2 separate regions of the Homo sapiens genome follow, and region 1 is linked to region 2. A link is a loop called in an ENCODE intact Hi-C map of the cell type or tissue named here. Cell type or tissue: heart left ventricle. All regions are shown on one strand. Each heading gives the region's core, and the rest is flanking DNA. Links, peaks and the distances in the headings are about the cores only.

What was found. Hi-C counts contacts between places; a loop is a spot of excess contacts. Peaks named below come from ENCODE experiments on the same cell type or tissue, not always from the same donor. Only the 100,000 strongest peaks of a DNase experiment are listed, where the experiment ranks them.
Region 1: it touches region 2 in a loop (8-fold over the local background); 2 of 110 quality-filtered maps call a loop at or near these places.

Annotation. Positions count from the first base shown.
Region 1 is chr16:28,176,253-28,191,430 of GRCh38, reverse strand. XPO6 (exportin 6) reads left to right here. Exons shown (of 24, transcript NM_015171.4): 2 at 10,400-10,490; 3 at 14,099-14,211. It also overlaps the pseudogene LOC124900376 and the pseudogene RNY1P10. Among named protein-coding and RNA genes, the nearest start is that of XPO6, 28 kb to the left of the region's middle. RefSeq lists a silencer at 1,924-2,063 and enhancers at 2,456-2,505, 3,590-3,759. In heart left ventricle, for the core only: no CTCF peak of the experiment used is centred there; no DNase peak of the experiment used is centred there; H3K27ac peaks cover 932 bases.
Region 2 is chr16:28,249,881-28,265,058 of GRCh38, reverse strand. It overlaps a transcript of SBK1 not described here. Among named protein-coding and RNA genes, the nearest start is that of SBK1, 35 kb to the left of the region's middle. RefSeq lists an enhancer at 4,045-4,545. In heart left ventricle, for the core only: no CTCF peak of the experiment used is centred there; DNase peaks (open chromatin) are centred at 4,611, 5,668 and 6,318; H3K4me3 peaks cover 2,513 bases; H3K27ac peaks cover 2,197 bases; H3K27me3 peaks cover 1,233 bases.

The DNA.
Region 1 (15,178 bases), core at 3,827-11,826, 74 kb after region 2:
ATAAACATCCATCCTCCTGGGATATGTACCTGGGAAAGGGAAGCAGATGGGACTGTGAAGACAGAGCCTACTCTTGGCTGTATTACTTACTTTAGACAGTTTCTGCAGAATAACTATTTTTATCATTTACTTTTTTTGGCTGTTTAATTAAGCCTTCTGACTGGAATATAAATAAGTATATAAAATATATGTATTTTAGCTCCTAGTGGATATGGTTTGTTGCCCAACCAGTAGATGCAAACATTTTAATGTCTAGGCTGTGTAACTGTGGTGAAAATAAACCTGGCACCTGAGAGAATAATTCTTTCCTATTGTATCCTTTTCTCCATTTCTCTTTCCCATATGCCTAGCTAGCTGGGAGCAGCCAGGGGCAAGGTAGAGGGTACCGGCCAGTGGATGGTATTTTAAAAACTGTTTATTTCAAAATGATTTCAAATAGAAAGATTTCAAGGAATAAGTTATACAAAGATCTCTCATACCCTTTACCCAAACTCACCTACCGTTAATATTTTGTCCTGTTAACGTTATTTGCACGTTCCCTCTTTATATGTATATATAGACATATATGCATGTACATGCATGTACATTCACACACACATGTATTTTTTTCTGAACAATTTTAGAGTAAGTTGCCTTTGTCATGGTCCATTGCCCTATATCATATATTTCTTAATAGGGGCATTCTCCCACATGACTATGGTACAGTTACCATCTTCGGTTAATAGAACATTGATTCAGTACTTTGATCTAACCTACTACCACCTGTATTCCAGTTTTGTCAATTGGCTCAGTCATGCCTTTCATAGCATTTTTTCCCTCCAGTCCAGGATCAATCTGTGGTCAGGTGTAGCATTTACTTGTCATGCTCTTTAGTCTTTAGATTTGTTGTTTAAAATTATTGAAACCAGGCTGGGCACGCTGGCTCAGGCCTGTAATCCCAGCACTTTGGGAGGCCGAGGTGGGCGGTATCGCTTGAGGTCAAGAGTTCAAGACCAGCCTGGCCAACATGATGAAGTCTTGTCTCTAATAAAAATTCAAAAAAAATTAGCCAGGTGTGGTGGCGGGCACCTGTAATCCGAGCTCCTTGGGAGGCTGAGACACGAGAATTGCTTGAACCTGGGAGGTGGAGGTTGCAGTGAGCTGAGATTGTGCCACTGCACTCCAGCTGGGCGATAGAGCTAAACTCAGTCTCAAAAAAAAAAAAAAATAAAGAAAGAAACTGGTGCACCTCTCCATTGGTAGCTGATTGATGAGTCTTGTTTTTATGCATTCTCCAATACTATGTGGATGAGGTTTCCCAGCATAAAACGTACCATCCTCTGTATACAAAGATGTTTCCTCTAACTGGTCTCCATGGGGAGAAAATATGCTGCTTCCATGTTATCACTGCCACAGTGGGATCAGTTGAACTTCCTGGCCCAGACACCCGGCAGTCATCTTGCTTCTAACTCTTGGTCCTCAGCAGTAATTAGAGGAAGAGACAGACAATCTGACTGGGCACTTTGTGCAAACCCAAGAAATAATAGAGGAATGTTCTGCCATCGATCAACTTTATGGTAGTTTTAGATTAAAGCAGAAAAGTGCTTTTTAATGACTAAAATTATGTTTAGATGCAGCCAGAGTGTATGTTTTAATCAAATATTAAATGTCTGTGTGAAGATATTGTGCAAAGTTATGTCTAGATCTAAGCTGCAGACAAGAAAACAAGAAGCCTTTCTCATGCGAGGGGATGACTTTGTTCCAGATTGTGTTAATAGAGGGGTGGGCGCGCCTGCCCAGCCTTAGCAGTCCTGTTACATGCTGTGGTTGTCTGTTTGCTTCAGTAGAAGACATTTTTTTTTCTCCTGCAACTCTTGTACACAATGTTTAGAATGAATTACATCAATGTATATTTGTACCTCGGTCTTCCCTCTGCTTGGCCTTACGCTGTCCTATCACAGTCAGGCTAAGGAAAGGAACTCACATGGGTGTGGCTGGGGCTGAGATTCTGGCTGGCTGCTCACTGGCTGTGTGTCTTTGAGCGAGTCATCCAGTGTCTCTGGGCTTCCCTGATTGCCCTGCTGACTGCTAGACTGTGGAGGGTCAGTGGGCTTCACCACTTTTTCTTTTTTTTAAATAGAGGAATAAAGTGAGATTTCCACTTCAATATGCTGTGCTTTTTTTTTTTTTTTTTAAAGGAAGTGTCAGCTGGGCGCGGTGGCTCGTGCCTCTAATCCCAGCACTTTTGGAGGCTGAGGCAGGCGGATCGCTTGAGCCCTGGAGTTTAAGACCAGCCTGGGCAACATGGCGAAACCCCAGCTCTACAAAAAATACAAAAATCAGCTGGATGTGGTGGTGTGCAGCTGTGGTCCCAGCTACTTGGGAGGCTGAGGTAGAAGGATAGCTTGAGCCCGGGAGATAGAGTTTGTGCCACTGTACTCCAGCCTGGGCGACAGAGCAAGACCTGTGCCTCCAGAAAACAAAAGGAAAAGGAAAATATCTACGGGCTGGGATGCAAAAGAGCAGTAGTGACCGGAGGGAGAGATGGGAGGAAGCATTGTTCTGAATGTCGTTCTCCTGACTGGGGCTTCCTTGATGCACTTTTCTAGCTTTCTGGCTTTTTGAGCTGAATGACTTCAGGAGGGGGATAGGTAGATGTCACTCGCCCTGGTTCCCATGCATGTTATTTTAAGCTTAGTATTTCATCTCATACTTGTGTGCAGGCCTACAGGTCAAAGATTTTTTTCTCTCCTTTTTTTTTTTTTTTTTTTTTTTTTTTTGCAGTGGTGAAGGGTGTAGGGAAGTGAGAGTGATGATCTGAGAGTTTAGACATCTATGGTAATCCTGTTAGCTTTCAGAGAAAGTTTACATGAGTTTGAATATCTTTGCTAATCGCATGTGTTGTAACACACCGGATATGTTTTGCATACTTTTTAACCTTCGTTGGCAGCAGGGATAGAATCACTTTTCTTCGAAACCTTTATATACAGCAAATAGGGTAATGACACTGTTCTAGATATGCCACAGGGATATTTGAATGGCACTCTGGGATACTAGTCCTCATTTTGTTGAGGTTTGGTATCTATGAGCCCATGAACCTGAATATAGGAGACCCATATGATTCACCTCCTAGTAGATTATACAAAATGAGGCTCTGGGAAAGGATGGCAAAAAGCTTAATAGAAGTGTCTTTAAAAAATAGTCATTTTTGGCTGGGCATGTTGGCCCATGCCTGTAATCCCAGAACTTTGAGAGGCATAGGTGGGAGGATTGCTTGAACCTGGGGGTTTTAAGACTAGCTTGGGCAACATAGCAAGACCCCATCTTTATTTAAAAAAAATTTAAAAAATAGTCATTATTCCCCAAGATTAATTTTGTAAAAAGGTTATGCTTAGAGGGGGTTGTTTTAGAGGCCATTAGGTAACATATTACAGATTTAATCAGGGTTTGAGGAAACCACCTTCTAGCTGCTACATCTTAGGGAAAAGCACCTTATTATCCACCTTCAGTCTCAGTGTTAGCAGTCTCCTGTTTTTCAACACAGATTGAATCTGCGTGTGAGCAGAAGTCTGCTTATGGTCAGAACCCTTAAAGGGGAAAATGTAAAGAGTCACATGTATCTTCAATTTGGAGGAATTACCAGTATTCTTGAGAAACTGAAAGTGATACCAACAGTTTTCTTGTTCCTTTTACTGTCTTGAATTTGGTCTTTAAGATAGTTGAGCCACCAGCCCATGGTAGATATTGTAGAAAATACAGACATACTAGATAGAGCATCTTTCCAGACAGTTGATGTTCTGGGTAGAGAAGCCTAATATCTATGACGTATGAACAGTGACTTTCAGCCCACACTTCATGCCTGACATTGTGTTTACTATGTATTTTACATTTTATTTAATTCTCAGAATGACCCAATATGTTAGGTACTTTTACTGTCCCCACTTGTGCACAAGAAGAAACAGTGACACATTAAATAACTAGGCCAAGGTCAAGCTGCACATTTGGATTCAAACTTGGGGAACCTGACCCTAGAGCCTGCATTTTAAAACTTTTGCCATTCTGAAATGACCAGAGAACAGCACCAAGGGCAAAATTCTGTAGTACTGATTACAAGACAAAGACACAAGATGTAAATGACCTGATCTGTACTGTAATCTGTGTAGGAAAATTCATGAAGGTTAAACTATAAATTGCAGTCTCAGAAGCAAATGCAGGATGGGGCTAGGTACTCGCTTATGAGACCATGAGTGTTCAGATTGGAGTGGCTTCCTATGGCGAGTGACATTGAATCAGGCATGCTTTCCTTCTTATCCTCCTAGTAAACTTCCTTGCTCTTCAAAACCCAAATCACCCCTTTGAAGCTTTCTTTCCTTCAGATAGAGTTAGTTTTCTCTTTGGTCTTCTGAGGCTGTTTATATGTACGCCAGGACTACAGGATGTAACTGCTAGGCCACCTTCAGTTCTTTGAAGTTAGGGACCGTCTTACTCATCATTGTATCCCAGGGGCTTAATTTAAGCAATATCAGTTACTTAGTGAGTATTGAATTCTCATTTCTCCAACAAATAGCTGAGTTGCTTAGTCACTCCAGAATTAAAGCTAGGTTTAGAATAATTGGAGCGGTGTGATGGCATGTGCCTATAGTCTCAGCTTCTCAGGAGGCTGAAGTGGGGAGGATCGCCTGAGCCCAGGGGTTTGAGGCTGCAGTGAGCTGTGATTGTTCCACTGCACTCCAGTCTGGGGTGATACAGCAACACTCTGTCTCTAAAAAAAAAAAAAAATTAGGCTGAATGCAGAGGCTCCCACCTGTGATCCCAGCATTTTGGGAGGCCAAGGTGGGAGGATCACTTGAAGTCAGGTGTTCAACCCCAACCTCGGCAACAGAGCAAGACCCAGGCTCTACAAAAATGAAAATAAAAGCCAGATGTGGTGGCATGTGCCTGTAGTCTCAGCTATTTGAAGCTGAGGCAGGAGGATTGCTTGAGCCAAGGAGTTTGAGGCCTCAGTGAACTAGGATCATGCCACTGAACTCTAGCCTGGCAACAGAGACCATGTCTTTAGCAAAAAAAAAAAAAAAAAGAATAACTGGGGCAGAAAAATCTATATTTAAGAGAATTTATCTGGCGGTAAAGTACTGTTTGGATTGGAATTGGAAAACCTGGAAACCAGGTAAAAGCAATTATAGTAACGTAGGCAGGAGATGATTAGGGCTCCGTAGAAATAGTGGTGAGGGAGAAGGTACAAACCTGCAAAAGAGTGAGAAGCAACAGTCCGCAGACCTGATGGTGTTTGCTGTGGATGGAGAATATGGGGAAGAAGCAAAGGCGATCTCAAATTATGTCACCCTTCTGCTTCTTCCAAGTTTTAATTTTTTTAGGTGATTATGGGTCTTGGTGGACTTAGTAGTCCCTTAATAAATGAGTCAATGGCATAGATCTCTGAACTGCTGACCCATGAGCAGCAAAGTAAAAGGAGCAGATAAAGTCAGGGCAGGCACAGTTGCAAGCTTATCACCTTTGCAGTTTTAACTGTTTCTGGAACAGAAAACTTGGGTTTGTTTTAGATCTATGCAGAGCTCTCCAAGAGTATATTCTGAGCCAAGCTTAATTCGTCATCCTGCCCAAGGATTTTAAGTGTATGTGCCATTTGCTATTGAGGTGAGCCAAGTAACTCTTGGGGAAGCATAGGCTTATGGGGTTGTAATACCTTGTGCTGCCATCCTGGCAGCTCTGAAGACAAGAGATGGTTCCTAGAAATCAGGAGCCTCATGCTCACACTGTTACCTGCAGGCTTATTGCCAGTCCCCAGAGCCATAGTTGTGCTGATAGAGCTAAAATACAGTTTCTAAAGAGTCTGATAACACCAACCTGGACTTTAGAAATGAGGATTTTAAAACATTAAGTGTTTAAAATTGCAGTATATATTTACACAGAAGCAGATAAATTGTAAAGTTGATCATCTTTGTGTAACTAACACTCAGATAAAGAAATAGACTATTACCAGAATCCCTCCTCCTCCAAGGTAACCACTAGTCTGATTATAACACCATAGATAAGTTTTACTTATTTAAATTATTATTATTATTATTTTTTAAGAGGCAAGGTCTTGCTCTGTTGCCCAGGCTAGAGTGCATTGGTGCAATCATACCTCACTGCAGCCTTGAACTCCTGGGCTCGAGTGATCCTCTTGCCTCAGCCCCCCAAGTAGCTGGAATTATAGATGTGGGCCACTATGCCTGGCTTTTTTTTGTTGTTGTTGTTAAAATTAATATAAAGTGAATAATGAAAGGTTGTGTTTTGGTTTCTTTCACTCTACATTGTGTTTGTGAGATTCATCTGTGTTGTTGCATGTAGCAATATTAATTCCTGTTGTCTTATAATATTCTCCTCTATCAAGAAATCACTATTCATCCATTCCAGTGGTGACGGATATTTGGGTTCTTTTGACTTTTTGGGTATTGTGTATAATAGTGCTGTGAACATTTGTGTATGTTTTCGTTTGGTATACATGTAAAAATTTCTGTTGGGTATATATCAAGGAGTAGAATTGCAGGGTCATAAGATATGCATATGTTTAGCTGTCAGTTTTCTAGAGTGGTTGTACCAGTGTATACTCCCACCAGCAGTACATGCATGTGCTGGTTGCTCAGCCTCCTCATCAACACTTATTATTGTCAGTCGTTTAAATTTTAGCCTTTCTGGTAGATGTGTAGCACTATCTTATTTTAAATTTGTATTTTCCTGATAACTAATGAGGCTGAACACTTATTTATAGGCTTTTTGAATACCCTCTTTTATAATTAATTATTTGCCTGTCCAAAAAAATTGAAGTCCTTTGTCTTTTTTTTTTTTTTTACTGATTTGTTGAAGTTATTTTATGCTCTGATATGAGTTCCCTGTTTCCATATTGCAGATAGCTCCTATTTTGTGGCTTTCTTTTACACTCTCTCCATTGTGCCATCTGATGAACATTTCAACTTACCAGTCTTTTCCTTTATGGTTAGTGGTTTATGTGTTCTGTTTAAGAAATTTTTCCCTACCCCTAGCTCGTGAAGATACTCTGTATCTACAATCCAACTGGAATTTTTGTGTGTGAATGTGTCTCACTTAGTTTTAAACTTATCTTACCTTTCCTTAGTTTGTCAAGATCTGTCTGAGGCTTAAATCCCAAGCACAAGGTAGGAGGCAGTCAGATAAATTTTCTTATTCTTCATAAATTAATGCAGCGCAGGAGATAAAGTTTTTGAATAGCCTTTGGGAATGGAAGCCTTGTCTCCCTACCACACGATGGCACTTGGATTTTGTTTTATGTTCTTTGTCCCTTTCATTACTTGAAAGTGTAATCTGCTTGGAGTATTACCTCTTCCTCACTTGCAGTTAATTCCTTAACTCACCCAATCTACTTTCTGGCTTCACCACTTGCTTGAAACAGCTGGCCAAGGTTCCGGTGGCTTTGTTGCCAAACGGGAGCCAGGGAATTCTCCAGTATCCTTGAACCAGTATCCTTGAATGTGCCTTCTATGTCTTTTCTACCTCTGTTCTGATTGTGTGATGTTAGCAAATTCTTGGCCTCCTGATTTTTCCCGCCTATACATTTTACATAGCTTCATTTTGAAATCTAGTCTGAAAAGCCCCACTAGATATGATTGGGAGAAAGCCCTTAAACCTGAGGGCATGAGTCTCTAGTTTCAAAGTAGGCCTGACCACTTTTGTTGTTTTGCTTTGGTCTGTTTTCATTTGGTATCTAAGACCAAATAAAAATGAGATCAGCCATAACTACAGATTAGATAATTCCTTATGGTTTATGTAGCAGTTTTACATGGATCGCCTGATTGGATCTCATATCACCCTGTGAGGCAGGTATTGTTGTTACAGATATAGAAATGATTAAAAATGCAAACAGCACTTATTTGTTCTTGTTGAGAAACACCTGGTAATGCCCCGGATTTGGTTTTGGAGCTTCCTTTTTCATGTAGCCATCATTTAATGGGAAAATGCATCTGGGTTTTTTTTTTTTTTTTTTTTTTAAACTAGTGAAGTGTAGTAGTGAGAACGGGGGAAAGAGTAGAACAAGGAGTTGGATCTGTAACTGACTGCAAACAGTCCAGTGAGATAACTCAGTACCTTTGGGCCAGCCCATCTGGGATTCTTAGGAGTACTTTTGTCCTTCCACTTTCTGCAGGAACTGTAACTTCTTGGGTTGGGGCAGAGAGTAAAGGGTAGATGGGACTGGGAATGGTGGCAGAGTTGGATTCTTTTTGGAGATTATCAGGAACTTTCCAGTAATCATTTATTTCTCAGATCTCTTCCTCAAGAATCTAGTACTAAATAAATGGTGGTGGTTGATTGCCTGGATGTGATAAGCTCAAGTTTGCTGCAGGATCTACTTTAAAATGATTCAACACAAGAAGTTATGGAGAGATATGATTTGCAGATGTGTCCTTAGTTTCCAGGAACACATTTTGGCTCCAGAAGAACTATTGATTTATTTTAACATGTGCTATTTTTTTTGATTCTTCTGCATCTTCCCACAGCCTTTTTATTTTAAATAGCAAATCCTTTTTTCAAATGAAATGGCACACCAGACTCGATTTATGAAACAGACTACGGCGTTCTTTTATTATGTACACTCATTTTAGAGGTTTGCATTTATAGCATTTATTTATAAAGTCAGTGAGAACAGTGAGGCTGTTTTGATCAACACAAACACTTGAAACATTTTAGAAGATTGCAGTCTTATTTTAGCTTCACTTTTCAGTTTATTTTTGGGTTTGAAAAAATAGATAGTTTTTAATAAAACAGCTTGGCTTGCAAGCCAAGGATATTTTTTAGTTAAACCGATATGGAAGTCTGAAAGAGGAGTAGGGGGCTAGGCTAATCTTTATCCTAAATACAAAGTTCAGGGAAGAAAGTCTCTCTCACTCACAAGCGCTCAAAGTATTGTACAATAATTCATCATTCAGTGTGTCGCAGTTCAGGTGTCATTGCAGAGCCATCATTCTGTGACCTCAGTGTGGGAGGAACGTGGCCCTGTGTTCTGTGTAGTGAGTGCACTTGTGTGTGTTGGTTGGTGTGCACACGCTTATGAATCAAGTCTGATTCAGCCTCTGTAATTGGTACTGAGAAGTGCTGGTTTTTCCTCAGAGATGAAAATTTGTTCCTCAGTCTTCACAAAGTCAATCACCCGACGGAGGCCGCTGGTATACTACAGTTTGACATGTGACACATTTGAGTGTGGGCTTGTTGTTTTAAAATGCAGTTTTTATAGTCAGGTCTCAGTCCATGGTTGATGGAGAGGATATGGGGAAGGGAGATAGGTGGGAAGAAAGAAGTTAAGAGATAATTAAATAATCACAACTGCTGCTGGCTCTTGATTATGTCTGGGGTAGAATTATACCAGTGATGACTCAAAAATGGTTTGGGAATGGTTACCTTTTTGCAGGCAGGTTGTGTGAAGGAGTGTTAACTCAAGGTCATTCCTGCGACTCCTACTTGAGTAAGAATAAAGGAAGTGGGTTTTGGGGCTCCATATGAACCCCAAAGGGAGGGGATGGGTACTGGGGGCCTTGAGCTGCCTCTCCTCTCATTTCCAACCTGAGCAGTTCTGCTGAGAGTCTGGCTCTCACTGTGGGCCTGTGGTTTACAGGAGCTAATTTTGAATCCCTAGTTAGCTTGGCTCTCAGCTGCACTTTAATCTCTGTTGGCTGCTCACGTGAGATTGAGAATTGACTGTATGACTCCTGGAATGCCTTCAAAAACCTCCAAGAATCCATGGCCAGTTGCAGTGAATGACTCACACTTGTAGTCCCATTGCTTTGGGTGGCTGGGATGGGAAGATCGCTTGAGCCCAGGAATTCAAGGCTGCAGTGAGCTATGATTGCACCACTATACTCCAGCCTGGGCAAACAGAGACCCTGTCTCTTAAAAAAAAAAAAACCACTCTCCCTGGTTACCCCCCAAACCCCTGAGAATCCATGAAGCTGTTTGATATAAGTGCTGTGAATCAAAATATGACAAATTATTCAGACACAGGGGAAATGTATCAGGGATGAATAGTCTATGAGGAGTTCTGGCCTTCTTGAATCTCTCTGCTCTGCCCATTCAGGAAGGGCCAGGGGCTAATTTGCTTTCAATCATTATTCCAGAGTTGAATTTTGAATTTCCCCTTTTCTTAGCATACATAATTGAAAATCAGCTGCACAGTAGCATGAATTTATAGAGGATGCAACAACAACGTTGGGTTTTGAGCCAGCTGGGAAATTCCCTTCAGTTTTTTCTGGCATATACCATGCATTTGAAGAATGTTGAACCAAGATTTTGAGGAAGTAAATTGCTCTTGCTGTTGAATGTGACCTAGAAGGAACTGAGGAACAGTGGAACTGAAGATGCAGCTTATTGATTTTTTTTCAAATTCCTTTGTTAGGCATCTGAAGAAGCCTCTCTCAGGGCATTGGAAAGTCTGATGACAGAATTTTTTCACGATTGTACAACCAATGAAAGAAAACGTGAGATAGGTAAGTGGAGCATTGACTTGTAAAGAGGAATTTATAATGAGGAGGCCCTGGTAGGGAGGAAGGAGTTGTTCGTAGCCGTGACTGGTCAAGTCTGCGTGCTTTCCACTTGAATTCTTGCTCTTTTCGCTCTGGTTCTGTTGGCTGGTGGCTGGGGAAACCCCTCCACTTGACCAAAGGAAAGAAAATCCATCACTGTGGATCTTAATTTCAGCAATGTTGTTGAACTTTCATATAAGAAGCCTGCGACTTTTTGGTGGGGGCGTCTAGGGTGGGGTGGGACAGGGTCTTGCTATGTTGCCCAGGCTGGTCTTGAACTCCTGGCCTCAAGTGATCCTTCCATCTCAGCCTCCTGAATAGCTGGGATTATAAGCGGGAGCCACTGCACCTGGATGGTTATTTAAAGAGAAACAGTAACAACTCAGGAAAGTGTCAAAATGAACATGTTTTGCTGTGCAGACGTCTGATCTGAACCTAATAGTGCCCAGAAATCCCATAACTGGTATTACTTTTGGGGGCTTCCCACTGCCTGGGCAATGTAAGATCCTGTCTCAAAAAAAAATTTTTTTGTTTTGTTTTTGAGACGGCGTCTCATTCTGTTGCCCAGGCTGGAGTTCATGGGGCGATCTCGGCTCACTGCAACCTCCGCCTCCTGGGTTCAAGCGATTCTCCTGTCTCAGCCTCCCGAGTTGCTGGGATTACAGGTGCCCACCACCACCCCCGGCTAATTTTTTGTATTTTTAGTAGAGACGGGGTTTCACCGTATTAGCCAGGTGGGTCTTGAACTGACCTCAAGAGATCTGCCCACCTCGGCCTCCCAAAGTGCTGGGATTACAGGTGTGAGCCACCGTGCCTGGCCATTAGTCTTCGATATTCTGACACTCTACTGTATTCTTTGAAGTCTTGTTTTAGATTATAATTGAAATGCTTTTGATTCTTTTAATTTTTGGTTTGTAAATCAAATATTTCTCACCTTCTATTTCATGAATTAAACGTAGAACCTTCTGAACATGTTCATATTCTAATCTGATCTTAAAAGAGATTTAAGTAGCCAAATGCTCCAGATGCCAAATTTGAGTGCAGGCTGAGGGGAATCCAGGGGTTTGTTTCTATACAGTAGGCTTGTCTTAGTTCAGTTCTCTTTGTACCTAGTCATTGTAGCTTTATTTGAGTGTGTGGACTTGGACTACTTATTGCTTCTTTTCTATGGTCTTGGGATAAACTCTAGGCTTTTCCTAGTTTGGTCAGAGAAAGGAAGGAAGCCTTTTCTTCAAAGGGCTCCACCCACCCTCCAGCAAAGGTAAATCACTAGTGCTCTAGAAATTGATAGAGCTGTTAGCAGGGACCTCGAGACCATGTGGTCATTGTAGAGTGGAGGAAACAGAAGCATCAAGGGGGAGCAGTGACTCACCTGGGGTCAGACTCAGAGTCTAGAACAGAGCCCAGAGTTCCTCAGTTCCAGTCTGGTTTGACTTCACTTTGGGGATTCACAGAAACCTTTGCTTAATTATTAGGGCAGGCTGTTAGCTTCCTTTTATGGATTTGTAATTAACTTTTATTTTTATTAAAATAATGTTTTTGACTAGGCATGGTGGCCCATGCCTGTAATCTCAGCACTTTGGGAGGTCAAGGCGGGTGGATCACTTGAGCCCAGGGGTTTGAGACCAGTCTGGGTAATATAGCAAGACTCCATCTCTACAAAAATATGTTTCCCCCCTTTTCTTATGTCTCCTCAGGAAAACAGCACCATTGAGTGCTATGGCGTCCTATAGAGAACTTCAGTCTTTGGTCATAGCATTAAGAGCTCATGGTTTCATAGCCCCACGAGCCCTCTTTGAAATGATCTAAAATTAAAAGGCTTGGATTTTTTTTTTTTTTGAAATGGTGCCTCACTCTGTCGCCAGGCTGGAGTGCAGTGGCGCAATCTTGGCTCACTGCAAGCTCTGCCTCCCGGGTTCAAGCGATTCTCCTGCCTCAGCCTCCCAAGTAGCTGGGACTAGAGGCACTTGCCACTACGCCCAGCTAATTTTTGTATTTTTAGTAGTGACGGGGTTTCGCCATGTTGGCCAGGATAGTCTCGATCTCTTGACCTCGTGATACACCCGCCTTGGCCTCCGAAAGTGCTGGGATTAACGGGCATGAGCCAATGGGCCCGGCCTTTTTTTGTTTTTTTTTTTTTGTTTTGTTTTGTTTTAAGAGATAGGATTTTGCTCTATCACTCAGGCTGGGTGTAGTGGCGTGATCATAGCTCATTGCAACCTCGGCCTCCTGGGCTAAAGCTTCAGGCACACCAAAGCATGTTCATTTTGACACTCTCCTAAGTTGTCGAGTTTTTTTTTTTCTTTAAATAGCCATCTGTGCGTGGTGTCTCATGCTTATAATCCTAGCTATTCAGGTGGCTGAGACAGGAGGATCACTTGAGGCCAGGAGTTAAAGACCAGCCTGGGCAACAGAGCAAGGTCTCCTCCTGCCTCAGCCTCTTGATTAACTAGGACTACAGGCACTTACCACCATATCTAGTTAAGTTTTTCATTGTTTTGTAGAGACAGGGTCTCAGTGTTGCCCAGGCTGGTCTTTCAACTCCTGGCCTCAAGCAGTCCTCCTGCCTCAGCTTCTCAAAGTGCTGGGATTACAGATGTGAGCCACTGTGCCTGGCCTTTCCATGGATTTTTTAATGAGACTGCGTCGTTGCATTTAGCTTAAGTTGTAGGGAACTAGCAGAGCAATGACTTGAGGATTAGAAGAAGCTGCTGTGTGTTCTGCTTTTCCAAAGGCTTTCTAGAATCTCTCAAGGTTGTGGGCCTTTGCACTTTTACCCTTTTTGGATTATATTTCATGACCAGTGCAGCAGGTCAAGGTGACTAAGGGACAGCATGTCCAGAAACATGATGGTAGCCCCGTAATGCTTGCTGCCTTGTGGGTTCTGGCTGATGCCATCAGCAGCCTCAGGAGGAGGAAAACCGTTTCTAACCAACGTGATGTGTGGACAGGGCTACTCGCCGCAACACTCGTCATCGTTGCTCTTGCCACCGGTCGATTCACTTTTTTGGTGGCAGTGTTTTAAAATAAAACCAACCCAAATGAAGAGTTAGCCGTTTTGAATTCTCTTGCATTTTTTTCCTTTCCTATCTTTGTAGAATTAGTCTTAATCTTTTCTTTTTCTGCCTTTCTAGCCGTCATTTTGTGTGTGTGAACAATGTAGGCTCCACTGAAGATTTGTAGAGGAATGGCGAGGCCCTAGAATGTAGCTCATATTCAGACGAAGTAAGTTAGCTAGCAGTTTTAAGAAGATGGAAGGGTACTCTTAGAACATTCCAGCCACACATTAGCTTAAATAAGAACTTTAGCAGTGAAAGTTTCTCTGCCTAGAGAAATATCCATAGCGAGGTTATTGGCTTTTAGGTGGCTGAAAACATTGTCAGTGTCCATGGTCACCTCAGACGCAGAAAAATATTGTATGATTTATTCTTTCTATCTTAAAGAATCCGCTGGTTTTGACATCATTTACATTATATGCAGAGAGACATGTTTAAATAATAATAAGATAGCCCAGTCTTGTCTAATTTCATGTATTTTCATAGCTTTCTTTTGTTGCCATTTAACTTTTCCAGAGGAGCTTCTTAATAACTTTGCCCAGCAAATAGGAGCCTGGAGATTCTGCCTGTACTTTCTCTCCAGCACTAGGAATGACTATGTAATGATGTACAGTTTAACAGTTTTTGAGGTAAGTTGTCAGTAATTTTATACTCTTCTGAAAAGGATTTTGTAGTTCTATTGCCATATCATTAGCACTAGACTAGAGCTGTAATGTGCTGGGAGAGGGTAGCTCAGCTCTGGGATGTCGTCCCACATACTGTCTTTATGTAGTTGTCTGGTGTTTGGGGCATCTTCCATCTTCCACACTAGAAAGGTAAGATGGATGGTTGACTTTAGGGTTAAGTAGGTAGGTCATTTGTGGTAACATGTAACTATTCCCTGCCTGTTATCATTGATAAAGGAAAGATAATTAAATAAAAACATTTTAGGAGGAGAAATAATAACCATAATACCATCATCCCCAACAACAAAAAGTTTTATTTATCACCTCTCTTCCAATCCTTGTCTTCTGTGCCCCCCTTTAAAAAGCCTAACTGTAGGCCGGGCGCAGTGGCTCATGCCTGTAATCCCAGCACTTTGGGAGGCCGAGGCGGGTGGATCAATGAGGTCAGGAGATGGAGACCATCCTGGCTAATAAGGTGAAACCCCGTCTCTACTAAAAATGCAAAAAAAAAAAAAAAAATTAGCCGGGCGTGGTGGCGGGTGCCTGTAGTCCCAGCTACTCTGGAGGCTGTGGTAGGAGAATGGCATGAACCCGGGAGGCGGAGCTTGCAGTGAGCTGAGATTGCACCACTGCACTCCAGCCTGGGCGACAGAGCGAGACTCCGTCTCAAAAAAAAAAAAAAAATCTAATTGTAATCATATTGCCCATGCTATTTTGTATTCTACTTTTCCCCACTTTATTTTATATCCCCACATGTGGTTATGACATTATTCACCAAGGCATGCTCCTGTTTTTGAACATTGAAGTTGCTTCTGTCATTATATTTTGGTGGCCATTAGAGACAGTGGTGTAAAAAAGTTTTTGCACATACAGCTTTTTGTTTCTGTTATTTGGCAGTTCTTCCTAGGAATGGGACTGTTGTGTCCTAAGA
Region 2 (15,178 bases), core at 3,211-11,210:
TTCAAGCAATCCTCCTGCCTCGGCCTCCCAAAGTGCTGGGATTGCAGGCGTGTTCCAATGCGCCTGGCAGCTGAATCTAATCTCGTTTCCCTGGACTGCTCACATCTTTGAAGCAGGTGGACCACGCCCCCTCTCCTCGCGACACTTCCTTGGTTTCCGTGACTGCCCAGGCTCTCAGTTTTCCTCCCACTTTCCCAGCTGCTCCTTCTCTGCCTCCCTCGCTGGCTTCTCCTCCACATGATCTCAATACCGCGGAGTCCTCAGGGCCCTGTCCTGGAGCCTCTTCCCTCCCCTCTTTCCCGTGTGATCTCATGGCTTGCAACACCATCTTTTTACCAATGACCCTGAAGTTCCACCGTCAGCCGAGAGGCTCCTCTTCTGAACTCCAGACTCTCATTATGATGTCCTCTCTTGACATCTTCACTTGGACACCTCACCTGCTTCTCAAGTGGAAAATATCTGTGGCAGGAATTTTTTTTTTTTTTTTGAGACGGAGTCTCGCTCTATTGCCCAGGCTGGAGTGCAGTAGTGTAATCTCTGCTCTGCAACCTCCGCCTCCCGGGTTCAAGCTATTTTCCTGCCTCAGCCTCCTGAGTAACTGGGACTACAGGTGTGTGCCTCCATGCCTGGCCAATTTTTGTATTTTTAGTAGAGATGGGGTTTCACTGTGTTGGCCAGGCTGGTCTTGAACTCCTGACCTCAAGTGATCCGCCCGCCTCTGCCTCCCAAAGTGCTGGGATTACAGGCGTGAGCCTGTATTCTTGATGTTCTCACCAAGTCTTTTCCTCCCTCGAATCTGCCCATCACCCATGCACCTCTGCAATCCCCAAAGCCCAGATCACCCCGGATTCCCTTCCTCCTCTGACCCATCAGAAAATTCTGTGGATTTGTCTCCAATGTTTGTTTGTTTTTATTTTATTTTTAGTTTTAGAGACAGGGTCTTGCTGTGTCACCTAGGCTAAAGTGTGGTGACACAATCACAGCTCACTGCAGCCTCAAACTCCTGGGTTCAAGCAACCCTCCCACCTCAGCCTCCTGAGTAGCTGGGACTACAGGCCCACGACACCATGCCTGGCTAATTTTAGAATTTTTCTTTTGCAGGGATAGGATCTCATTATGTTGCCCAGGCTGGTCTGGAGCTCCTGGGCTCAGGCAATCCTCCTGTTTTGGTCTCCCAAAGTGCTGGGATTATAGGCATGAACCACTGTGCCCAGCCTCCTAAATATGTTCAGAAAGCACTTTCTTACTTCCCCATCTCCAAAGCCGCTCACCACTGTGACCTCCACGTTGGCGTCCTCTATTCATTCTGGCCCATCACCACTGATTCTCCCAAGCATAGCCTGAAATATCCTTTAAAATGTCAATCAGATTATACAACTTCCCCCATTTAAGAGCTCTCAAAGGCTTCCCAATTCCTTCTGGAACAAAATCCATCTCCTCGCCATGGGTGCCAAGGCCTGCGTGGCCTGACTGTTCCTGTCCCTCCTGCCCTGCCTCTTGTCACTGTCCCCATCATTTGCTCTGCCTCGGCTACACTGAGCCCTCCCCGTGCTCCTGCCTACCTGTTGCTCTCAATTTGCTTTGCCTGAGCTGCTGTTACTACCCGTCTCCCCACTGCTGGCTACTTCTCATTCTCTAGGTCTTAGATGAAATATCCTCACCTCCCTGTTTACCGTATGCAAAGCAGCTGTCTCCACCATCCCTGGTAATTTCCTTCACAATGGGCTTTGAACCTTGACGATTTGTTTATTTGTTCACTTGTGTTTTGTTTGACTCCCTCATTAGATATAAACCCCATGAGAGCAGGGATGGTATTTTCAGTCCAGTTTCTGGTGCTAGCCCACAAAAGCTATGCAACGAAATTTGTTGAGTGAATGAATGAATGAGAACATTGGGCATCTATTATGTACTGGATGCTTTCATGTAGACGGGACTATATTTCCCAGCTTTTCTTGCAATGAGCTGTTCTGGCCAATGCATGTGGGCAGAAGTAAAGGAGGCCATTTCCAGCTTTGGTTCATAAAAACCTCATGTGTGGTTTCCACTCTTGTTCTTCATCTGCAAGCTGGATGCAGAAGATCCAGCAGTGGCCGTGGGTGATGACAGAGTTACAAGATGAGAGGAGCCTGGATCCCTGAAAGATCACGTGGAGCAGAGTCTCCTCCATCACCACCCCCACCCCAAAACACACACACACCCAGAATATAAGGCTCTTCTGTGTTAAGCCATTACGATTGCCAAGCTTATTTATTCCAACAGCTTGCCTCACCTTAATTAATACATCAAAACACCAGATGTAGGTGGCTGGTGAACATTACTGTGGGTGATGCGTTTGCTGACAAATTTTCATCAAATGCAGATGTGTTTTCTGTGGGGCTGTCTCTTGCATTGTCCCACAACAGAAGCCGAGGGCACAGTGCTCACACCTCTATTATAGCACATTGTGCTGTCTGTTCGAGCGTGTGTTGTTTTTGTCTTCACTAGGCTGTGAGCCCCTCCAGGGACATGGCTGTGTCACATTCATCGCAGTGGCCTCAGCATCCAGTCCCCAGGGAGCCTCAGGGAAAATGTACTGAATCCACAAAGGAGTGAACTGGTCACCTGCCCCCCTTCGTTGCCTTTCTTTCCCTACAAATGCCTGAGAAAGTCCAACTCTTTAATTTTGCAGAGACCCAAAGAGAAGTGACTTCCCCAGGATCACACAGAAGCAGGATGCACCAGAATTAGCCTGCCCAGGGCTGCTAAACGTGGCAGCCAGCTATTCTAGGACTGAATCCTGGAGCCTACCAGGGGCTGGAGCAAGGCTGGGAGAGGCGGGGCGGGGTTGGCTGGGGGCAGCCACAGATTTCTCTAAGCCCCCAAGGTGACCCCACCCAGCCTCATTGCCCCACTGCCCCTCCTCCAGCAGCAAAGAAACACTCCAGAGCCTTCTGTCCCACCCTCCCCAGCCAGCACTGGCTCCTGCAGCCTGGGCGGACACATCACTCAGTATTTTTAGCTTCACCACCTGGCACCTGTGGTCACTGTCTCTGCCCAGCCTGGCCCTGTCCCCTCCCAGGTCTTAAAGGGCCAGAACCTGCCAGCTAGAAAGGAGACCAGCTCCTGCAAACATAGGCTACCATACTCCCAGGGCAGGAGGCAGAGAGACATCCCCTACAGAGAGTCCCCAGAATCAGAGGTGGGAGATGAAGGGATGAGGGATGAGGGGGCAGATTTCACGGCTGCCAACCCTAAGGCCTATTCCTGTCTCTTTCTGGGGCTTCCCAAATGCTGGTTTGCTTACGTTGTTCACCTGGAGGAAACTGATCAACATTACACATCCATCCTAAGACCTGAAGCTGCAAAATCTCCGATGCAGGGTCTGGGAGTGTAGTATTTTTTAACAATTCAACTCAGATTATTCCCATGCCCTCTCTCTTTCTCTTTTTTGAGACAGGGTCTCACTCTGTCGCCTAGGCTGGAGTGCAGGGGCGTGATCATAGCTCAGTGCAGCCTCGAACTTCTGGGCTCAAGGGATCCTCTTGCTTCAGCCCCTGGAATAGCTGGGACTACAGGTGCATGCCACCATGCCTGGCTAATTGTGTGTGTGTGTGTGTGTGTGTGTGTGTGTGTGTGTGTGTGTGTGTGTGTAGACGGGAGTCTCACTGTGTTGCCTAGGCTGGTCTCGAACTCCTGAGCTCAAGCGATCTACCCGCCTTGGCCTCCCAAAGGTCTGGGGTTACAGGTGTGAACCACCACACCCCGCCTGATGCCCTATCTTTCAATGTCATATTCGTTCATTCATTCATTCATGTATTCATTCAACAAGCATTTTGAGTGTTCACTATGAACACGGGGTTCTATCATGAGACCATTGCTTAGGAGTTCTTGCTTAGGGCAAGAAGCCCTTCTGCACCTATTATTTCCTTGCCTCTCCTCACTTGCCCCTGTTTTGCCTCGAGTCTTCCCCATTGCTTGCTCCAGTGCCTATGGGTCAGGTCCCCGGCTCAGCGTCCAGGCCCTCTGTGATCTGGCCCTGTTCTGCCAGCCTCATCCTCACCATCCACACTTTGTTTCTTATTTGCACCAAGCCTTCCCTCTTGCCGTTCCCACTGCCTGCGATGCCCTTTCCTCAGCCTCTCTCACCCCTGGGAAGGCACTTGCACGTTAAGACAGACCTGGTGGGCCTCCGATGGCTCCTGTGGGCAGAGGTGGTCTGTTTTGCCTCCTGACTTCCTAGGCACTGTGCACCCACGCCCATCAAGATGCCCACTACCCTGTGCAGAACTGACCTGTCTTCTCTTTTGTCTCTCCTAGCAGGCTGTGACCCTGTGAGCCAGGTTCCAGTCCCCAGCCCAGGCCCTGGCAGTCTGTGGGTGGCCAGTCACTGTGTTGAATGTTAAGCTGACAACCATAGCAGGGAACATCCTCCCATTTTACAGATGAGGAGACAGAGGCCCACGGAGCGGGAACTGTGCACCCAGAGTCCAACAGAGAAAGTCAGGGAGGAACCCAGCCCAGGCTCCAGGAGCCCTCGCCTGGCCCACTTGTCCTGGAAGGATCCTGGAGGGGGAAACTGGCTTGGCCCATGCCTACCCTTCTCCCCACCCAGGGCAGGGTAGTGCTGACTCAGACAGTGATGGAGGCACAGGCAGGCTGGGCTGGAGCAGAGGTGACCCCTGTCTCCCTTGCAGATCACTCCCAGAGCCTGTGGTCACAGCTTGGATAATGCACTTGGCTGGAGCCTGGGTTTCCCTGCAGGTGGGGGTGGGGAGAGCTGGCTAAAGGAACAATGATCTCTAGGGCTTGAACTCCCACTGGGCCCCAGGCACAGCCCTTCCCTCCACATAGGTATGCAGCACTCATACCTGCTCCCACAAACATGTACACAGGCTCACAGTCACACACGGTCACCCCCAATACCCAGTCACGCAGCCACACAAACCATTCTGTCTCTCTCCCTCTCTCTTTTACACACACACACACACACACACAAGCAAATACACATGCATGCATTTTCGTGTATGAATTCAACAAAGATGGAACATCTGTTAGGTGCCACTGCAGTGCAGGATGGAAAGGTGGCTCTCAGGTTAGGGTGGGACAGGGACATCCAGGAGGGCTTCCTGAAGGAGGAAGCGTTGCAGCTGGGCCTGGATGGAGGAGAATGGGGGAAGAGAAGTCTGGGCAGAGTTTCACTGGAGGTTAATATAGGGGAACAGAGTGAGATGAGGTGGGGAGTGTCGGCCCCAATCACGCAGGCCTTGAATGCTCAGCCGAGTGTTAACTTTATCCCACGGGAGCTGGGAGCCATGGAGGGCTCTGAGCAGGGGAGGGACATGCTCACTGTGGGAGAGGACGTGAAAGCCACTCTGGGGCTAGGGTGGGGGAGATAGGAAGGAGGCTGTGGCAACAACCAGGTGAGAGATCTGAGATCTGAAGCAGGAAGTGGCAGTGGGTGGTAAGCAGTGGACAGAGAGAGATTGACTTGAAGCAAGACTGCCAGGCCCACAGGCACCCTGGGTCGAGCGCTGTGCCCACCTGCTGCCCACCCACTGGCCACCCACGAGCACTGACCTCCGCAATGGGACTTCTTCCAGCAGCTCCTCTTCCTCCTCCCTGTGGAAGCAGACGAAGCAGAAGGCCGGCACATCATCGACTCCGCAGCCCATGGGCCAGGCCGGAGGCAGCTCCAGGACAGGGCAGGGGTGGCCAGGGGTGGCCTCCGCAGCATCATCGCCAGCCTGGGCAGGAGTCCCCGAGCCAGGGCGCTCCAGGGTCAGCAGCCCGTCGGCTTCAGGGCTCTGCACTTGCCCGCCCGCCACCTGTGCCTTCTCACTCAGGTTGCCCGTCGCCTCGGTGGGTGGAGGAGCCGGGGGCTCTGTCTGGCGGGGGCTCCTGTCTTGACCCGTGGGGGTTCCAGCCACGGGGCTGGGCCGTGCGAAGCGGTGTCCAGCCACCTGGATTCCGAGGTGGCTGGTGGGCAGACGGAGGTCTGGGAGTGCCCCCCCAACTGCCCCTGTGGAGCCCTAGGCCCTCCGGCTGCCCACTCTGTGGCTGTCTGTCAGAGGCAGGACTAGGAGGGCAGGCTTGCAGGTGTCCCGTGCCCCAGTCCCCCTGTCTGTCCAGCCGTCTGCTCCTCCTGGTCCAGCCAGCACGGCCGCAGAGGTGCCTTCCCTAAGAAAGTTTGTTCTCCTCGGCTGGGGTGAGTGGCATGGGTGGCCTCCAGGAGAGAGGGTTGGGACCTGCAGCTGAAAGACGGGCAAGGGCCAGGTGAGGCTGGCACGGTGCCCACGCTGTCCTCGAGAAAAGTTCTGACCCCTGGAGTCCCGGTCCCGGCTCGGCTGCGACTGGCGGCTCTCCCGGCTCCCTGCTCTCCCCAGCTCCAGTGGCTTCTCTGGCAGACTGGCTGGGCTGTGGGTATTAATAGCTCCACATTCACGCTGAGAAGCCTGGAGGTTAACTCCTTCTCTGCCAGAGCTGGGGAGGCTGGCAGGGCGGGCGGGTGCGGCCAGGCAGCGTGGCGAAGTGGCCTCGGGGAGCAGAGGGAAGGGTGGTGCCTTGATCCTGCCCCCGCTCTGAGCCTGGCTGCTGCAGCAGGACCCTCAGTGCCACCTCCTGCCCATGAGTCTCTGTGCTGCACTGGGCTCCCGGGGCTTGGGAGTGTGTGGGCCACCTGACCCCTCCACATGTACCCCCAGGAAGTTGGGGGGCCCTGGGAAGGGGCACTGGGAGCTCAGGGCAGCTCCTCTGGGATAGAAGGGGCTCAGGGCTTCAGGGAGCATCCCCAGGGCTCCCAAACTCACACAATCACCCCTCAACTTCCTGGGTCCTCCTATGTTCCCTTAACAGTCACCTTTGCCAACCCTGGACCCAGGTCTGGGGCTGGCTTCAGTGAGACCCAGTGACGAAGCAGCCACAGTGCCTAGCGTATTTTATTGAGGAGTATGGGAAGAGGGTGGGAGTGGGGGAATCATAACAGAATTTGTTTGCCTGAATCTATTTATTTATTTATTTATTTATTTACTTATTTGAGACAGGGTTTTGCTATGCTGCCCAGGCTGGTCTCAAACTCCTGGGCTCAAGCGATCTTCCCATGTCAGCCTCCCAAGTAGCTGGGATTATAGCTACTGCACCAGGCTTGGAAATGTTTATTGAGCACCTGCTTGGTGCCAGGCACCATGCTGGACATGGACACACAGCAGTGAAGTGGGCAGGTGCCGTTCCTCTTTGGTGGGTTTGGGTGTCACTGCAGGAGGTGACACCAGTGGAGCTGCAGCTTGCCTGCATAGTGCCATCATGTGAGTTAGGAAAAGGTGCCTCCCGCCAAGCAGGTACAGCCCCAGCACCAGCTTGTAGTGTGGGCCCAGGCTGGGTTTCGGCCCCACTCACCTCCTCTGCAGTTGACAACATGCACCACCATTCACAATGGCTCTGGAAACACCCGTAAACCAAGGAAAAATAAATTCAGATTGTCCAAAGTGCTACGAAAAAAATAAAACAGGGACATGTGACAGGCTGATGGGGAGGTAGTTAGATGGGGTGTTCAGGGAACACCTCCCAAGAAGGGAACACTGGAGCTGAAACCTGCAGGAGGAGGAGGAGGAGGAGGAAGGAGGAGGAACCAGCCAGATCTGGAGGCAGAACATTCTAGGAAGAGGTGCAAAACCCCAGAGGCAAGAACTGGCTGGCATTTGAGGAGGAGAGTGAGAGGCAGAGATCTTTAAGCTGGGCCTTGAAGAGTGAGTAGAGTTTTCCAGGGGGCTCAAGAGAGGAGGTATCGCCAGCAGAGAGAATAGAGTATGCGAAGGCTCAGAGGCATGGAAGGCAGGGACGGTGCACTGCAAGGCAGCAAGAAGCAGAGGTGATGCAGTAGGATATGCATGAGGGATTGGTTCCAGAGCTGCCCATCCAGGGCTTTGAGGAGGAAGGGTGGGTGGGAGGAAGATGGAAGTGGGAACTCGGGTCAGCTAAGGGGCTGAGGAGTTTGGAGGTGGGGAAGCAGAGAGGCTTGGAAGGGACCATCGATATATGTGGAACTGAGTTCCACTGGCTGGAAGAATAGGTCTGGGCCTCCTTGGCCCAGAGAAGGTGGAGGCTTGGAACAGAGCAGCCATGTACAGTTGTTTAGGCTGTGCACAATGCACAAGGACACCCTGGCAGATAGCAGCCCGTCAGGGGTCAGGGAGAGGGGAGAGGGGAGGGGAGGGGAGGATGGTTGGGGGGTGGTATCCAGCCCTACCTCTGCTCTGCCAAGACTTGCACTTTTCAACTGTGACAGCATGGGGAGTTGCCTTTTTCTTATTGGCCCACCCAAAATGGTGCTTCTTTCTTATTGGTTAGTCTGAAGGGTGCCTTTAAAAAATTAGTCCCCCTAGGCTGAACGCAGTGGCTCAGGCCTGTAATCCCAGCACTTTGAGAGGCCGAGGAGGGTGGATTGCCTGAGGTCAGGAGTTCGAGATCAGCCTGGCCAACATGGTGAAACCCCATCTCTACTAAACATGCAAAAATTAGCCAGTCATGGTGGCGCACACCTGTAATCCCAGCTACTCAGGAGGCTGAGGCATGAGAATCGTTTGAACCCAGGAGGCAGAGGTTGCAGTGAGCCAAGGTTGCGCCATTGCAGTCCAGCTTGGGAGACAGAGAGAGACCCTGCCTCAAAAAAAAAAAAAAAAGAAAAAATTAGTCCCCCTAGAAGGGTGCCTTTTTCTAATTGATCTATTCAGAGGGCATGCATTCATTTTCAAATTGGTCCCCTCAAAGGGGTGGCCTCTTCCAATTGCTTTACCCAAAGGGGGTGCTTTTTTCCGATTGGCACAAAGGGGTCCCATAGACTGGGCTGCGGGGGAGGCCGCAGTGGCCCAGGCTCTGCTACGGACCTGCTATGTGACTTTGGGAGTCACTGTTCCTCCCTAGAACCACAGACTGAGCAAGAGGACAGCTGGGCCAATCGCTGCACTGTGCAGAGGCGGAGAATGAGCCCAGAAAGGGGCAGCAACTTTGCTGAGGTTACACAGTGACACACAGCAGAGCTGCCACTCGACTCTTGCCTCCGTGCTCTATCCTCCCTGCATCGGCTTAGGTCGCTGGCTGCGCCGTGGACTTGGTGTTTCTTTAAGGAGAGGACAGGGAATGAGAGGGGACAAGAGACAGGGAGGGGAGGGCAGCCTAGACTATAGCTCCCTGGGGTGGGGGTCAGAAGGGGTCAGGGTGCCCCAGGCCTCTAGAAGCCCCTTCCCGCCTCCCCCCAGCCCCATGGGGTTGTCATTTGCAGATGTTAATTATTCACGATGCTGCCGCTTTGCCTGGTTTTAATGCACTTTGATGGCGTTCTCTAGCTAATGGGGAAAATCAATAGGTCTTAATTCTTAGTGGCTGTGAAGCTCTGTCTGTCTCCTGTTTGGGTGGCTGGGCCTGGCTCTTCGGCTGGAGGTAGCGGGTAGAGGCTCAGACACAGTTCACAAGAGCCTAAGACTCCACCTTTCCCTCTCCCACCCCTGACCCTCTTCTGATGACAGCCTAGGGAAGGAGGATTAGAGTCACCATGCAGCTCCAAACTCTGCCCTGAACATCTTGGAGGGTCTGACCCCTTCAATCTCGGCCATTTGCCACCCCTCCTAGAGGGATGGTGGTTCCCTCTGCCTCCCCCAAGGCCCTCCTGGCCCCTGAGCCAGACCTATGGGCCATACCATTGGGACAGCAGGGGCCATGTCACAAATTTCTGGCGCCAGAGCCAGGCCTGTAGCCCTTGGCTCTGTTGCTTTGGGATGTGGGGGAGTTTTCCTCTCACCACTCAGGGTCAGCCCTGGTCATCCTCCTGGGTGCAGGCCTGGCTTACAGACCTGTCTTGAGGAGTTGAAGGAATCTGGCCTGGGCCCCACATTAAGAACCTTAAACTTAGACTTACTTGGCCGGTTTACAGTGAGCCTAGATCAAGCCGCTGTACTCCATCCTGGGTGACAAAGCGATACTTCACCTCAAAAAAAGAAAAAGAAAAAAAGAAAAACAAAACGTAGACCTGTGGTATTATCTTTGCATGCCGTCATACACTCAGGCATGACAGTTTCTCTGATGGGATTGAAAGCTAAGACATTCATGGGACGTCATCCGGGAAACCTCCCTTCTCAGACCATACCCTCCTCCGCTACCCCGTGGTGGTCAATGTCCTATATGAGTCCTGTAATTATCTTGTGAATGGAACAGCTATATGGCACTGTATTTGTGTGTTTGTATTAAGAGTGTTCATTACAGCTGGGTGTGGTGGCTCACTCCTGTAATCCCAGCACTTTGGGAGGCTGAGGCTGGTGGATCACCTGAGGTCAGGAAATCAAGACCAGCCTGACCAACATGGTGAAACCCCGTCTTTACTAAAAATACAAAAATTAGCTGGGCGTGGTGGCAGGCACCTATAATCCCAGCTACTCGGGAGGCTGAGGCAGGAGAATCACTTGAACCCGGGAGGCGGAGGTTGCAGTGAGCCAAGGTCGTGCCACTGCACTCCAGCCTGGGTGACAGAGCAAGACTCCATCTCAAACAAACAAACAAACAAACAAACAAAACCAAGACAAAACAGGAGTGTTCATTAGGCAGATGTAAACATTTAAGATACACCGTGGTTTTCATAATGCTGTTTTTGGTATTTTTTAATGTTTCCAAAACACAATGAGCCTCCAAGAGAGGAAGAGGCCTGAGATAGCTAGGCCTTGGGGAGGCCCTGCCTGCTTCCTGGTGGAGCCAGGCCCTTCCTGATGGAGCTGAGGCCCACCCTTGGCTGGCTGGAAATGCTCGGGCCATTTAGAGGATCTGTCCGCTGGGGCCCTCACCTATCACTGTAGCTGTCTGGAACCCAGGACCCAGGGCTCGGAGAATGGCGTCTGCCAAGTTTCATCTGCTCTGTCCGCCCAGGCCCAACCTAGGCATGATCATAGCTCACTGCAGCCTTGATCTGGGCTCAAGCAATCCTTCCACCTCAGCCTCTTGAGTAGCTGGGACTGCAAGCATGTGTCACCATTCCCAACTAATTTTTTTAATTTTTAATTTTTGTAAAGATGGGGGTCTCATTATATTACCCAGGCTAGTCTTGTACTCCTGGCCTCAAGCAATTTTCCCACCTCAGCTTCCCAAAGTGCTAGGATTACAAAGCATGAGCCACCTCGCTGGGCCCCTGGTTTCCTAGAAGAAGTCTTACTTGAATTAAAGTTTATCAGAATGTTGCGGCCGGGGAAGGTGGCTTATGCCTGTAATCCCAGCATTTTGGGAGGCGAAGGCAGGTGGATCACCTGAGGTCAGAAGTTCAAGACCAGCCCAACCAATGTGGTGAAACCCTGTCTCTACTAAATACAAAAAATTAGCCAGGCATGGTGGCGCATGCTTGTAATCCCAGCTACTTGGGAAGCTGAGGCAGGAGAATCACTTGAACCTGGGAGGTGGAGGTTGTAGTGAGCCGAGATTGTGCCATTGCACTCCAGCCTGGGCAACAAGAGTGAAACTCGGTCTCAAAAAAAAAAAAAAAAAAGGTTGCTTCTTCATTTTGTCAAGGATGCCAATGTCTTCCCAGAAGGAGGTTGTGAATTGCATCACATGGAAAAAAGTTATATCCTGAGCCAGGTTTGGGCCAAGTTTTCTTTATCACAAGGTAGAATTTTGTTTCTCAGGTAGCAGTCCAGGGGTTGGTAGTCTTCTCAGTCGAAAATGGCTTATAAGCATCACGCTCACATTTTGGTCCTCAAGAAGGAAGAAAGATGGAGTGATGCCTAAATGACACTCCTTACTCCTACTCATTTTCTGTTAGTGAATAGTTGGTTCCTCACTGCAAGGGAGACTGGGAGACTGGGAAATTCAGTCTCTAGCTGCATGGCCATATGCATTGCTAAAGGTGCAAAGGTGGATTACTATTGAAAAGAGGAAGGGAGAATAGGATACAATTAGCAGTCATGATCTAATTCATAGCAGAGGTTCCAAATCCTCCTCTCTGCCTCAAACTCTGTTTGGTAACCCATTTCTTGTGCTTTTTTTTTTTTTTTTGGAGTCTCGCTCTGTCAGAGGAAATACGTGGAGCAACCAACCTATATTGAATCGGGGGACAGGGGCTCCAAGACCTAGATTATGCAATGTGTTTGAATATACTAAGAAGAGCCTTTCAGTTTTGTCAGGAGGGTTTGTGAATGCACTGATAAAGCTGAAATGAAAACATTAAGCAATGATTAACTCCAGGGAAAACAAAAGGTTGCACAAAAATGGAAATGCCATCATGGTATACTATGTGGCTGAGCTGTTAATATTATCTACAAAGGTATAATAATATAAATACCAAAACTTATTTTAACCAAAAAGGTTATATAACCATATTTAACCAAAAAGGTTATGTAACCATATTTAACCAAAAAGGTTATATAACCATATTGGGAGGATGAAGACAGTATGCATGTGTGTGGAAGAGGAGGGATAGGATATTAGAGAACTACATTTTCATTTTCTATAGTAGGAAGTAAGATCAAAACCAGAAAAATCAAGAAATAGCTGTGTTCACAGATTCTTTAGAATCTTGCCATTCAGAGAATAATCCATGGACCAGTAGCATCAGCATCACCTGGGAGCTTATTAGAAATGCACAATCTTGGAACCTGCCCCAGACCTGCTGAATCAGAACCTGTATTTTAACAAGATCCCTGGGTGAATTTCATGTTGCTTGGAGTTTGAATGACCTTGACTTCCAAAGACAACAGCAAACAGCAGGATCAGCTAAAAGTGTTGAATGCATTGCCTAATTTAGAAAGAGAAGAGTTGGAGTGCAGAGCAGCAGGATAAGGGGCTGCTAATTTTTGAGATACCGCCTGTAGCTTTGAGTTTTAAACTATGTGGAGGATTTATGTTGCTGAAAAAAAGTAAATCGTGTGCATGAATTCAAATCCCAATGCTGGCTGGGTGTGGTGGCTCATGCTTGTAATCCCAGCACTTTGGGGGGCCGAGGTGGGAGGATCACTTGAGGCTAGGAGTTCAAGACTAGCCTGGCCAACATGGTGAAACCCCGTCTCTACTGAAAATACAAAAAAATTAGCCAGGTGTGGTAGTGGGCACCTGTAACCCCAGCTACTCAGAAGGCTGAGGCAGGAGAATCGCTTGAACCTGGGAGGCAGAGGTTGCAGTGAGCCAAGGTCGTGCCACTGCACTCGAACCTCGGTGACACAGCAAGATTCCATAAACAAACAAACAAACACACACACACACAAACAAACAAACAAAAAAACCAATCTCAGTGCTACAAAAAGAAATACAAAGGCTTCCTCCTACTAGAGGCCCCCAGGCTGTCCTATGCCTTGTCAACAGTTTCTAGAGCATCCTTCCAGAACATTTCTCTGCACATCCAGCCTTTGTGTGTGTGACTATCCTGTTTGTCATTTATCTTTATTTTATTTTTTGAGATGGGGTCTCACTCTGTCACCCAGGCTGGAGTGCACTGGTGTAATCATAGCTCACTGCAGCCTCAACTTCCCAGGCTCAAGCAATCCTCAACTTCCCAGGCTCAGCCTGGGACTACAGGCATTACCACCACGTAATTTTTTAATTTTTTGTAGAGACAAGGTCTCACTGTGTTGCCCAGACTGGCCTCGAACCTGTGGGCTCAAGTGGTCCTCCCACCTTGGCCTCACAAAATGCTGAGATTACAGGCATGAGCCACCGTGGCTGGCCCGGTTTATTATCATTATCATTACTATTATTATTTCAAACATGAGAGCACATGCAATGCACCGTTGGGCTTCGTGCTATCTTCACTTAACAATAGCTTGAAGATTGTTCCATATATGTGCATATTGATCTGCTTAATTCATTTACAGATTGCTTTTATAGGCTATTACAGGATGCATGGTATTGTAATTTGTTTAACTGCTCCCCTACTGATGGGAAATCAGGTTGTTTACAGCCTTCTTCTATTACACACAGTGCTACAATAAGCATTTTCTAACCACAATGTAGTGTAGGGTTAAGGGGACAGAGTATCTGGGGTTGGAAACCTAGGGGTGCTGTGAAAGCCAGTTATTTGTCCTCTATGAACCTCAGTTTCTATAGCTGTGAAATGAGAATGAAAATGATATTTACAGTGCCTACTATGTGCACTTATATTCTAGACACAGGGGATTCGGGAATGAACAAAACCGATATAAGTCCCTGCCTTTGTGGAGTTATATTCTCGTGGCAGGAGATAGATATTAAATAAGATAAATTAATAAAAATAGGCCAGGTGCAGTGGCTCATGCCACTAACTCCAGCCCTTTGGGAGGCCGAGGCGGGAGGATCACTTGAGGTTGGGAGTTCGAGACCAGCCTGGCCAACGTGGTGAAACTCCGTATCTATTAATACAAAAAATTAGCCGGGTGTGGTAGCACGCATCTGTAATCCCAGCTACTCGGGAGGCTGAGGCAGGAGAATCACTTGAACCCGGGAGACAGAGGTTGCAGTGAGCTGGGATCGCACCACTGCACTCCAGCCTGGGCGACAGAGTGAGATTCCATCTAAAAAAACAAAAGAAAAATAAATTAATAAAAATGGATGATGATAATAAGTGATGAAGAAAGTGGAGCAAGAAGAGGATGGAGTGGGAGGTCTGCAGTGTTAGGTAGGTGGCTGCAGATGGCCTTACTGATAAAGTGACACTTGAGTGGCATGGACCTCAAGGGGCTGAGTAGAGAGCTCTGCAAATCCTTGTGGGAAGAGCATTCCAGGGAAAGGAACACGGATGGGAAACTCACTACCTCCCATAGAGCTGCAGGCAATTAAAAGGGCTCTCTATTAGTCAGAGTTCTCTAAAGGGACAGAACTGATAGGATAGATGAATATTTGAAGGGGAGTTTATTAGGAGAATTGACTCACACGATAACAAATGAAGTCCCACAATAGGCCGTCTGCAAGCTGATGAGCCGGGAAGCCAGTCCAAGTCCCAAAACCTCAAAATTAGAGAAGCTGACAGTGCAGCCTTTAGTCTGTGGCTGAAGGCCCGAGAGCCCCTGGCAAACTACTGGTGTAAGTCCAAGAGTCCAAAAGCTGAAAAACTTGGAGTCTGATGGTTGAGCGCAGGAAGCATCCAGCACGGGAGAAAGATGGAGGCCAGAAGACTCAGCCAGCCTAGTGCTTCGACATTCTGCTGCCTGCTTTTATTCTAGCCACACTTGCAGCTGATTAGATGGTGCCCACCCAGATGGAG